3 separate regions of the Homo sapiens genome follow, and regions 1 and 2 are each linked to region 3. The links are chromatin contacts, found by Hi-C or POLR2A ChIA-PET in ENCODE. All regions are on one chromosome and are shown on one strand. The core of a region is the stretch at or near the end of the contact, and the rest is flanking DNA. Distances in the headings are between cores, read along the strand shown. Region 1 holds the start of FAM193B (family with sequence similarity 193 member B). Region 2 holds the start of RMND5B (required for meiotic nuclear division 5 homolog B). Region 3 holds the start of RNF44 (ring finger protein 44).

What was found. A loop is a pair of places that touch in the nucleus more often than their neighbours do. ChIA-PET counts read pairs that join two places held with the same protein, here RNA polymerase II (POLR2A). Pooled maps may share reads with other maps.
Region 1: a pooled map shows a loop between it and region 3 (9-fold over the local background). The contact joins the promoter of FAM193B here to the promoter of RNF44 in region 3. A Hi-C loop is called at or near these places in 9 of 50 pooled maps. POLR2A ChIA-PET finds 5 or more read pairs at or near these places in 2 of 52 experiments (BJ and activated CD4-positive, alpha-beta T cell).
Region 2: a loop to region 3 is called in a pooled map, with 8 times the contacts of the local background. The contact joins the promoter of RMND5B here to the promoter of RNF44 in region 3. A Hi-C loop is called at or near these places in 1 of 37 single-sample maps with no recorded cell type and 10 of 50 pooled maps. POLR2A ChIA-PET finds 5 or more read pairs at or near these places in 1 of 52 experiments (Caco-2).

Annotation. Positions count from the first base shown.
Region 1 is chr5:177,553,313-177,556,729 of GRCh38, reverse strand. FAM193B (family with sequence similarity 193 member B) reads left to right here and starts at 2,167. Exons shown (of 9, transcript NM_001190946.3): 1 at 2,167-2,481. The coding sequence starts at 2,272. It overlaps FAM193B-DT (FAM193B divergent transcript), which reads right to left and starts at 2,102. Exons shown (of 3, transcript XR_941274.3): 1 at 1,801-2,102. RefSeq lists enhancers at 1,909-2,058, 2,079-2,238, 1,965-2,468 and silencers at 2,349-2,558, 2,889-2,998.
Region 2 is chr5:178,129,192-178,132,609 of GRCh38, reverse strand. RMND5B (required for meiotic nuclear division 5 homolog B) reads right to left here and starts at 1,596. Exons shown (of 11, transcript NM_022762.5): 1 at 1,556-1,596; 2 at 1,234-1,373. RefSeq lists enhancers at 1-492, 1,771-2,422, 2,423-3,074 and a silencer at 1,450-2,039.
Region 3 is chr5:176,535,756-176,539,227 of GRCh38, reverse strand. It overlaps RNF44 (ring finger protein 44), which reads left to right and starts at 1,826. Exons shown (of 11, transcript NM_014901.5): 1 at 1,826-2,288. It overlaps LOC124901143 (a long non-coding RNA gene), which reads right to left and starts at 1,299. Exons shown (of 2, transcript XR_007059071.1): 1 at 1,105-1,299; 2 at 1-170. RefSeq lists enhancers at 833-1,012, 1,253-1,692 and silencers at 1,803-2,062, 2,143-2,332.

The DNA.
Region 1 (3,417 bases), core at 918-3,417, 1.0 Mb before region 3:
CGGAGGCCAGCAGGAGAATCACTCAAACCCGGGAGGCAGAGGTTGCAGTGAGCAGAGATCCCGCTACTGCACTCCAGCCTGGGTGGCAGAGATTCCATCTCAAAATAATAATAATAATAATAATAATAATAATAATAATAATAATAATAATAATGTATCGAAATACATCTATGTTACCTACCAAGTCTAAAGAAGCCCCAGCCCAAGTATTGCACCTCTTCCCTAGTAGGGAGTGTGATCTACAGCAGCTTTCCCTTCACTTTGTACGAAATATCTCAACATATCCCAGACTCCTAGATGGCTTACTGCGAGGCCCCTATATATTTGTGAGATTTATTATCCATCCTCTGGCACACACATCATGCCTTACCAAATCATCCAGGATATCTGCTATTCCCTTTTCTTAAGGTCCATCAAGATGATGTCATCAGTGCCTCAGCAGATTAGCCTGATATCCATTAGAATGGAGATTTAGTAAAAAAAATCCCTGTAAACTGGCAGGGTGCAGTGGCTCCGCCTGTAATCCTAGCACTTTGGGAGGCCGAGGCAGGTGCATCACCTGAGGTCAAGAATTCGAGACCAGCCTGGGCAATACGGGGAAACCCCGTCTCTACTAAAAATACAAAAAAATTAGGGGGCGTGGTAGCATGTGCCTCTAATCCCAGCTAATCTGGAGGCTGAGGCACGAGAATCCCTTGAACCCAGGAGGCGGAGGTTGCAGTGAGCTGAAATTGCGCCACTGCACTCCAGCCTGGGAGATAGAGTGAGACTCTGTCATTAAAAAAAAAAAAAAAAAAAATCCCTGTAAACTAAGTGGCTGGGTCCAGAGTGTGACATACCCTGAAGCAAGACAGTGAGGGTTTACCGCTGCCCCTGCCAGATCAATGCAAGGGATTCCTGGTGTTTGGTACAGAAGAATAACCATTGACCAGACCTCTTGTTGCCTATTAGAGACCAACAACTGTGCTGATCTGTCCCAAGAAGGACCGCATCTGGAAGAATGCCTGCAGTTGGGGTTCTTACCAGAATAAGTAAGTTTATCATAATGCTCTGTTGTTCTTCAAGGCCGTCTCTCTTCTGTTCTGGGCAAACTGAAGAGGTAATGGTGATGTGATGGGACTCACCCTGCGTCTTTCAAATCTTTGATAGTGGCATTAATCCCTGGGTGAGATAAGGTACTATTTTTGATTTATTTTCTTGGTAGTTAAGGAGAGCTCCAGGGCCTTCCATGTAGCTCTTCCTTTCAAAATAGCCCTTGCCCCATGGGTTAGGAAGCCAGTGTCAGGATTCCGCCCCTGTTGATACCAATAGCAACTCTGCATATAACCACAATTTCAGAGTACATAGCCCAGGCATGAGACAGACTTCACTCAAAACTTTTTTTTTTTAATCTGTGCCATGTACATGTATTATACAGTATATTCACAAAAAGAGGGGGGAAATTCCATTTTTAACAATTAAATACATAATTATTAAGTTTTAAAAATTCTCCTTTGTGTACCACTCCAAAATCCTCTCCTGCACATACTATTTTTTTGGAAACACCTAGTCGTCTCATCGTTATCACACCGGTTGTAACTATGTACCTACGTGTCTACCTTCCCCATCAGACTCGGGAACAAGGAGTCGGGTTTGAGTCCCACTGTCCCAAGCACAGAACGCTGGACTCCCAGTAGACCATATGTTGCAAATAAAGACCTTCGTCCCTTTCAACTCAGGCCGTCCACGAGCCCAGGAGTTCCAACAAAATGATGTACAGCAACCTTTTCCAGGCCTTTATGTTGCCTCAATATTTCTCACCTGCAAAATGGGAATGATCCGTACCTGCCTCGCTGTGCTGTCGGAAGGAGTCAGACGATGGGTGTGAAAGTATTGTAACACTATAGAAATTAATTCACTCATCCATTTAACAGGCAATTATTAAGTGCTAGGGTGGTGCAGCGCGATTACCACCGCATTACACGCGTTCCTCCAGCAGGTTGCATCCTTCCCGTCCCGCGTAGGGGGGGAAGGGCGTCTCCCCACCAAGTTTTTCTCCCAGCGAACTCCGGGTGGTGACCTTATTCAAAATGGCGCAGGCGGCCTCGGGGGCTAGTGCGGCGGCGCGGACTCCGCGTGCCCTCTGACCTGTTGGCAGCAGGCGGAGGGGGGGAACCGGGCGCCGCCATATTGGCTGTTGTCCTGTGAGGGGAGCGGTAGCGGCGGCGGCGGCGGCGGCGGCGGCGGCGGCGGCGGCGGCGTGTGGAGCGAGGGAGCGGCGCGAGCGGCGGCATGACGCGGAGGCGGAGCAGGCCGAGCGGCGGTGCGGGCAGGCGCGAGCGGGCTCGGGCCGCGGGGCCGCAGAAGCCCCAGGCGCCCGAGCCCCCGCCGCCGCCAAGCCTGGAGGCGGGAGCGGGTGCAGGCCCTCCGGAGGCGCCGGCGGAGCCCGACCACGACGGCCCCAGGGAGGATGACGAACCCAACCTGGTGCCCGGCCCGCAGGTAGGAGCGAGCGGGGAGACTTCGGCGGCTCGGGCGCTTTCACCTTCCCCGAGCGGGAGCGGGAGTGGGGCGGGGTTGGGGATGGGCCATCCTGCCGCGGCTGGGGTAGCAGCCTTCCCCCGGGTCCGGCGCCGAAGCTTTCTCCCCCGGGGCGGGAATGGAGGCTGGACCCCTCTCCCCAAAGCCGAGGCTCGGTCCGCGCTCCTGCGACTAGGCTGAAGCTGCTCCCCTCTCCCCGCCGCCTCCGGGCGTTCCGGCCGTACACCCACACTGGGACTGGGACTGGGACTGGGCTGTGATCCCGAGGCCGCAGCTCCGCTCTCGGCCCGCCACCTCCCCCGGGCCCACCTGCTCCCTCAGCCACAGGCCATCTCGGGGCTCTGGGACTGGACGACTGCAGCCTCTTCCCTCTGCCCCCGGGAACGGCTCCACTCCGTCCCCTGCAGCGCCTGCAGCCGCGGCCCCCTCAGCAGCTGTGTCTCCTGGCGCCTCCTCGCCATACCCAGCAGAGCAGTTGGAGCAGACAGCCAGGCTGCCCGGAGGAGTTTTTGGTGGGGTTTCTGCACTGAGGTGGAAACCCAGCAGAACCTGCCCTTCTTCCCTCCCCTGCTCCGCAAGGCAGCCCACCCCGACCTTGAGATCCCAGGTTTGGAGAATCCTGCTGAGAGCGAACAGTAGGAGGATTCCCCAAAGCTTCCAGCTTGCCACCTGGAAGAAGGTCACTTTCTTTTGAGCAAAGGAGATAACGGGAGGTACCCTGCCAAAGTTCACTGAGAGGCGGGGGTGACATGGGCCACGGTTGCTCTGGGAGGGTTGTGGCACTCGGGGCTGGGTGGCTCTCCCTAAGCTTGCTCTGACAAAAGAGTTTTGAGTTGGTCTTTTGGCTGAGCCTGCCCAGGAAGGCAGGCTCCTGCAGGAGTCTTGGAGGGTCGGATG
Region 2 (3,418 bases), core at 347-2,846, 1.6 Mb before region 3:
CTACAGGTGCACCATGTAGTCCCACCATGAACACTCCTGAGTTCATGACACATGTAAGTGGTCCATGCAGGGCCTTTTCTCCTTTGTGTTTATTTATGTATTCCCTTTTGTCCCTATTCTTCCCCTCTCTCCCCACCACACCTGGCTAATTTTTTTGTTGTTTGTTTTTGAGACAGAGTCTTACTCTGTCGCCCAGGCTGGAGTACAGTGGCACGATCTTGGCTCATTGCAACCTTTGCTTCCCAGTTTCAAGCGATTCTCCTGCCTCAGCCTCCCAAGTAGCTGGAATTACAGACACCTGCCACCACACCCGGCTAAATTTTGTATTTTTAGTAGAGACGGGGTTTCACCATGTTGGCCAGGCTGGTCTTGAACTCCTGGCCTCAAGTGATCCTCCCGCCTTGGCCTCCCAAAGTGCTGGGGTTACAAGCGTGAGCCACTGCGCCCAGCCTAATTTTTTGGAGCGACAGGGTTTCACCATGTTGGCCAGGTTGGTCTTGAAGTGCTGAGCTCAAGCCGTCTGCCAGTCTCAGCCTCCCAAAGTGCTGGAATTACGGGCGTGAACCACCGTGCCCAGCCAATTCTTATGCTTTTGCAGCCGCGACCTCCATCCACTCTCTACCCTACATGTCACTCCTCTGCTTAAAACCAAAAGATTTCCACTGTACTTAGAAAAAACTCCACATTCCTCTCTCTGACCTACAGACTCTATGTGACCAAACCCCAATTATCCGACCTCATCTCCTACCACTCTTTCCCTTTCTTACCATACTTTAGCCACACTAGCTTGCTTTCTGTTCCTTGACTATACTCTCAGTTGATTTCTGCCCTAGGGCCTTCACACTGGCTGTTCCCGCTGCCTGGACCACTCTCTTCCCGTATCTTCCTAAGCCTGCCTCCTAATTTGGGTCTCAACGCAAATGTCCCGTCCTCAGAGATGCTCTGCTAGACCACAGTATCTAATACTGACCCCTCCGCCCCACCCTCACACCAGTTACCGTGTCATATCGCCCTCCTCCATTTTTTTTTTTTTTTTACTATACAGTCCTACTTGAAGTTTCTAATCTTTCTTTTCTCATTAACCAAAACTGGAGGGAGGAAAAAGCCCATCATTTTCCCTGGACAGCAGCGCCTACTGGGAGTTTCACCCGCATTAACATGCAAACGACAGGCAAACTCCTAGTCATCCTTCCAAAGACCCTGCTCCATAGCCCTGCCGAGCCCGGTGCGCACCTGCTCACTTCCGACCCAGCGCGGTCGCACGAGGACTGGACGTTTGAGTCCGAGCAACTCCCCCCGGCTGAGGCGGCTCTTCGGGGGCTGGGCCGGGACCTATGAGTCTGGGACTCCAGCTCCCGGCCCAGGGCCGACAACTGCGAAGAGAACAAGCCCAAGGGCAGATTGTTCGGGGCTTAGTCGTGGGTAGCAGGGGTTCTGGAGAAGGCTGGGGCCCGGGAGGCCGGCCGAGCTTTCCCCGCCGCGCGCCTCAGCTCCGCCGGCCGCTGTGCCCGCCCTCGGCCCGCACCTGCCGGCTCCCAAGCCCGCCCGCTCTCACCTCGCCCCGCAGCCCCGGCCCCGGCTTCCGGCGCCACTGTCATCGGAACCGGAAGCCGCGGCGGGCGATCGGCGGCCCGGGCCCGCCCATTGGCGGTTTTGCGGAGGGGTGGCCGTCCCACGAGCCCGCGGCTTTGCGCCTCACCGCCGAGGCTCCCCGCCGCGCATGCCGAGTGGAGTCGCCCGCGGGAACCGGGCGGCGGCCAGAAAAGCCGCGCCTGTAGTCCTCTGGGGGTCGCGCCTGGTCGTTTCCAGGTTCCGAGTCCCTCCGGCCCGGCCCCGGGCCTCCCAGTCGGCGGAAGCCCCTGGCCGCGACCGCTCCTCGCCGGCGGGCGGGTTCCCCACCCGGCAGAGGCGTCGGCCTCGCACTCAACCCAGCACCCGACTCCCGGGTCAGAAGCCCCAAGCCCCAAGTGGTTACGCTTACAGCGCTGCCCGCCCTGCTCAGTGAGGGCGGCGCGGGGGCCGTGAGGGGCAGTGGCTGGGCTAGGTGCGCACCGGCCTCGGCAGGGCTGTGGAGCAGGGTCTTTGGAAGGATGACTAGGAGTTTGCCTGTCGTTTGCATGTTAATGCGGGTGAAACTCCCAGTAGGCGCTGCTGTCCAGGGAAAATGATGGGCTTTTTCCTCTCTCCAGTTTTGGTTAATGAGAAAAGAAAGATTAGAAACTTCAAGTAGGACTGTGAACAGGCTTAGGGATCCTGGACAGAGCCTAGAAATCTCAGGAGAACTGAGAGCTCTTGAAATATGAAGTGATGCTTAAAAAAAAAAAGAAAACTCCAGGCCGGGCGCGGCGGCTCACGCCTGTAATCCCAGCACTTTGGGAGGCCGAGGCGGGCGGATCAGGAGGTCAGGAGATCGAGACCATCCTGGCTAACACGGTGAAACCCCGTCTCTACTAAAAATACAAAAAATTGGCCGGGCGAGGTGGGGGGCGCCTGTAGTCCCAGCCACTCGGGAGGCTGAGGCAGGAGAATGTCGTGAACCCGGGAGGCGGAGCTCGGAGTGAGCCGAGACGGCGCCACTGCACTCCAGCCTGGGCGACAGAGCGAGACTCCGTCTCAAAAAAAAAGAATAGAAAACTCCGGGCCGGGCGGCTCACGCCTGTAATCCCAGCACTTTGGGAGGCTGAGGCGGGCGGAACATAAGGTCAGGAGTTCGAGACCAGCCTGTCCAATATGGTGAAACCCCGTCTGTACTAAAAATACAAAAATTAGCCGGGAATGGTGGCAGGCGCCTGTAGTCCCATGATCCTAGCTACTCGGGAGACTGAGGCAGGAGAATCGTTTGAACCCGAGAGGCGGAGGTTGCAGTGAGCCGAGATCGCGCCATTGCACTCCAGCCTAGGCGACAGAGCGAGACTCCGTCTCAAAAAAAAAAAAAAGAAAAGAAAAGAAAACTCCTTTCCTGTCCCAGCCTTTCTGGTCCCCTTAGCCCGAACTTAATCTGCCCACTGGGTATTCAACAGAATTCAGTTCTGCGGAGGAGGGGGTCCAGCCCTACCCTGCCGCCCTGTGTTGGTCGCTGTCCTGGGGAACGGGGGAAGGGGAGAAGATGGGAGCTGCCCATCTGCCCTAAGGAGGAAGGGTGAGGGTTAGGAAGGAGGAGGGAACAGGCACTGACCCCAAACCCAGGTCCAGACTGAATTTTCTTTTTCTTTTTTTGAGATGAAGTCTTGCTCTGTTGCCCAGGCTGGAGTGCAGTGGTGTGATCTCGGTTCACTGCAACCTCCACCTCCAAGCTTCGAGCGATTGTCCTGCCTCAGCTCCATGAGTAACAGATTACAGACATGCTCCACCATGCCCGGCTAATTTTTGTATTTTTAGTAGAGAGGGGATTTTGCCATGTTGGCCAGGCTGGTCTCAA
Region 3 (3,472 bases), core at 577-3,076:
GAGCATCGATAGCACTGCATCATGACCTTGCTCTTGTGTTGCTTAGAGATCTGCCGACAGCCGGCTCAGTTCCATCTTCAGTCATTGTGTTGCACAGTGATACGATCATTGCTGGTCTAAACATTGCCATAAACATGTCTGTTCCCCAAGCTGAAAGGGGGTTTCTGATTCTAAGGGAACAAAAGGTTTTCTGGCTTAAAAGACTTAAGACATAGTCTTTATAATAGCTTTCTTTAAAAATTTCAGTGGGTTATAATGCATAGGGTTTTTAAAAAAGAGCTAATGTGCAATATATACAATAGTCTATCCTACTGACCCAACTTCTCCCTTCCAGTTCTCCCTAAGGACAATTGTTAATCAGTTTCCTGTATACCCTTCCAGAAATATATGCAGATGTGGCATATGTCCAATTAAAGAAACCTGATACATACTGTTAGAACTGTTCAGCATCTTGGTTTCAATTTTTATATAAAATTTAGGATTACGAAATATACCAAAGCAGCATAGAAAATGAGCCCCCCATCCCCCTGCCCCATGGCCCACCACACAGGTTAACAGATGTTAACATTTTGCATTGGCGCCTTGTTTATGGCTGTCTTGGAGATAGCCCCGTGTCGCCTCCAGCTGCCTCTTTGTGGTAACTGCCCAAGAGTCGTTATTGATTATATGCATGCACCCAATATTCATTATTCGACCTGTTCCAGCTCTTGGATATTTAGCAAATTACTGATTTTCTGCTTATATAATTGTGGTGGAGGTAATACCCCATTTTGTATAAATTTTGCCCGGGTGGGTGGGCTTCGAGGCAAAGGAGAACGAGGCTCGGCTTTGGATTAGGTTCACACTCCTGCTCCGCCACACTTCTAGTTGTGTGATCTGGAGTAAGGGAAGGCCCTCACTTTCCCCATCTGTAAAATGAACTGGCTATAGTAATCCCTCCGTCTCATAGCTGCTGAGAGGAATAGAAAACTAAAGTATAGACGCTTCACTGGGCTTAGTTCCCAGTTTCCCTGGCTAGGGAGGTCTCCGCGGGGACACCAAACTCTCAAGCCCAGCCTAGCAGCTAGAGCGCCCAGCGCCTGCACTTTTGCTTTAAACTACAACCTGTTCCCCGCCTCTCTTCCTCCACCGCCACGCTGGGGGCGTGGCGGTTAAATGTCTCTGTGACGTCAGCGCGAGCAGGGCCAATCTCCTTGCCCGGCAGACGTTAGCTCGTTTGCATGGGTGGTCCGCCATTGGTCTGTTGGGCAATCTGGGCCGTACCAGCTTTTTAAAGACGCCGTGTAGTATAAACAAGGAGAAGTGGGGCGGCCGGGCCATGATGTCAGCGCGGTGCTGCAGCTCTTGGGGGTGACGTCATCTCCGGGAAGGTGGCCGGCCCAGGGTTGTTAGAGCCAGCATAACCACTTGGGCCGCTCTCGCCCCGTCAGAGGTCAGACCCATTGCACTTCAGTATCTCAGGCGGCACCCTGTCCCCGAGGAGGGGACCATGACACAGTAAGTCCGTACTGCCGGTTCTCCTGGCGGGACCCATTTCTTCGGCAGGGAAACTGAGCCTCAGAGGCGCGAGTAGTTAGCGAGTTTGCATAGCAAGTTCGAGTTGCAGCCGATCGGTTTTGCCCACCCTGGGGTCTCCCCATCTTTATGTCAGGATATGCGGCCCCGCCCCTTGCTTTTGACTATGGCTGCGGTCCCTTTAAGTGCGAAGGTGGGGGCGAGGAGGAGGTTAAAAAAATTCAAGATGGTGGCCCACTAGTCACGTGCGTGGTCGCGGCGAGTGATTGGCTCTCAGGGCGGAGCTCCCGGCGCGGGGCGGGGCCCCTGCGGGCTTGCAGCGGGCTACTGTTTGCCGGAGCCTCCCGGCGCGCCCCCGCGAGCCCCCTCCCGTCTGGCGCGCGACCCCGCCGCTTCGAATGTTGTGAATCAAATGTGGGGTTTGTTACATTCCGCTGCCGCCGCGGACAGTTCTTAAAGGGCCAGCCGCCGGCTGCCGCGCAGACCCAGCTGCGTCCTGCGCCGCCTCCCGCTCCCTGAGGGCCTGGGCCGAGAGAGACTGATCGCGCGTGGGCCTCGCGAGGCAGACGCCGTCGGGCGGACAACAAAGAGAGAGGCCCCGGAAGGAGCCGGGCTGCCCCCGGACCCGGGGGTGGGGAGGGGAGCACATTGTTCCGCAGGGCGGGAGCTCTTAAAGGATCCAGACAGGCACCCCCCCCCTCCCCCGCCCCCTGCCCAGTTTGGCCGTCCTAGATCGGGAACAAAGGAGTCAACGTGTGGCCGGGCGGCCAAAGGTGAGTCGGTGCCAGGGCCCCCAACTTCCTATTCCCCCACCCATGGACCTTCTGTTCCCCTCCCCTGGGAATGGGGGCCGTGATCTAGGTGGCTCCGTAGGGGTTAATCACGGGCGGTCCAGACTGCGGGCAGCGAGACCCCAGGGATCAGGAACCCCCCCCAAGGCCCCCCGTGGCCGGGCCGTATCTCCCCTCTCCTGCAGCTGAGCGCTGCGGTTGGAGAGGAAGGAGCCGCCCCCCTCCCCCTGCGGCCGCCACTTCCTTTGTTGTTGCTTTTGTCTCACGCCGAGCACATGGTCCGGGATCCTCGGCTCTTAAAGTCGCAGCGTTCTGGCCCCTGCGCTGCAGTCTCGCCTCCCGCCCCCGGTGTCCCTCCGAGAGCGGCGCAAAAGAGTAGGAAGCGGACGAGGGAGGCCCCTCTCGGGGCTGTGTCCGCGCCTCGGCCCCCCAGCACTATGCCTGGGGAGGGGTGGCTGGGTAAGCTTCCCAGAGCCCCACAGCGTGCACTTGGCCCGCGTTGGGGAGCCCCCCCTTCCCCAGGACCCTGGTTTCCTCCCCCACTAGTGTGACCACCTGGTTTCTTCTGGACTCTTCTGGTTTTATTTGGGCGCTGTGGGAAGGAAAGATTTCCACCCCCATTTTATAGCTGTGCCAACTGAGGCGCTCAGAAGCAAAGGGATTTCCTTGACCAAGGTCACTAGGGAGTCTTCTCTCCTAGTCTGGTGGTCCGGCCCTCAGCGGCCTCCAGGCACCACACGTTGGGAAGCTCTGCTTGCGCTGGGCAGAGCCTGCTTGTTTCGGGTGGGGTGTGGGGAAGTAGGAAGGGGGGCTTCTCTTCCTGGCTGAGTCTGCTCATGCCCCCAGGGTCTGACTTTGTTTTTATCTGCAAAAGGGAGTGTCTCTTCCTGCAAACAGATCCCTGGGGCTCTTAGACCAAGGTCAGGGTAGGTGCTTGGGGCACTGGACTTAAGGGGTTGGCCGGCTCTCATGGGTGGGTGTGGGGGGTTATGTTAACTGCAAAATGCATTGCGTGCCTGGGGCGGACGGGGCTCAGCGACGGGACTCTCAAGACCCGTTCACACAGAGCTCCGTGATAGGACAGCATGGAGATGTGGACGGGCAGAGCAGTTGTTAGGGGAGGCCACCTGGCCACCCTTGCTATTTGACCTTGAGCAAGTTGCTAG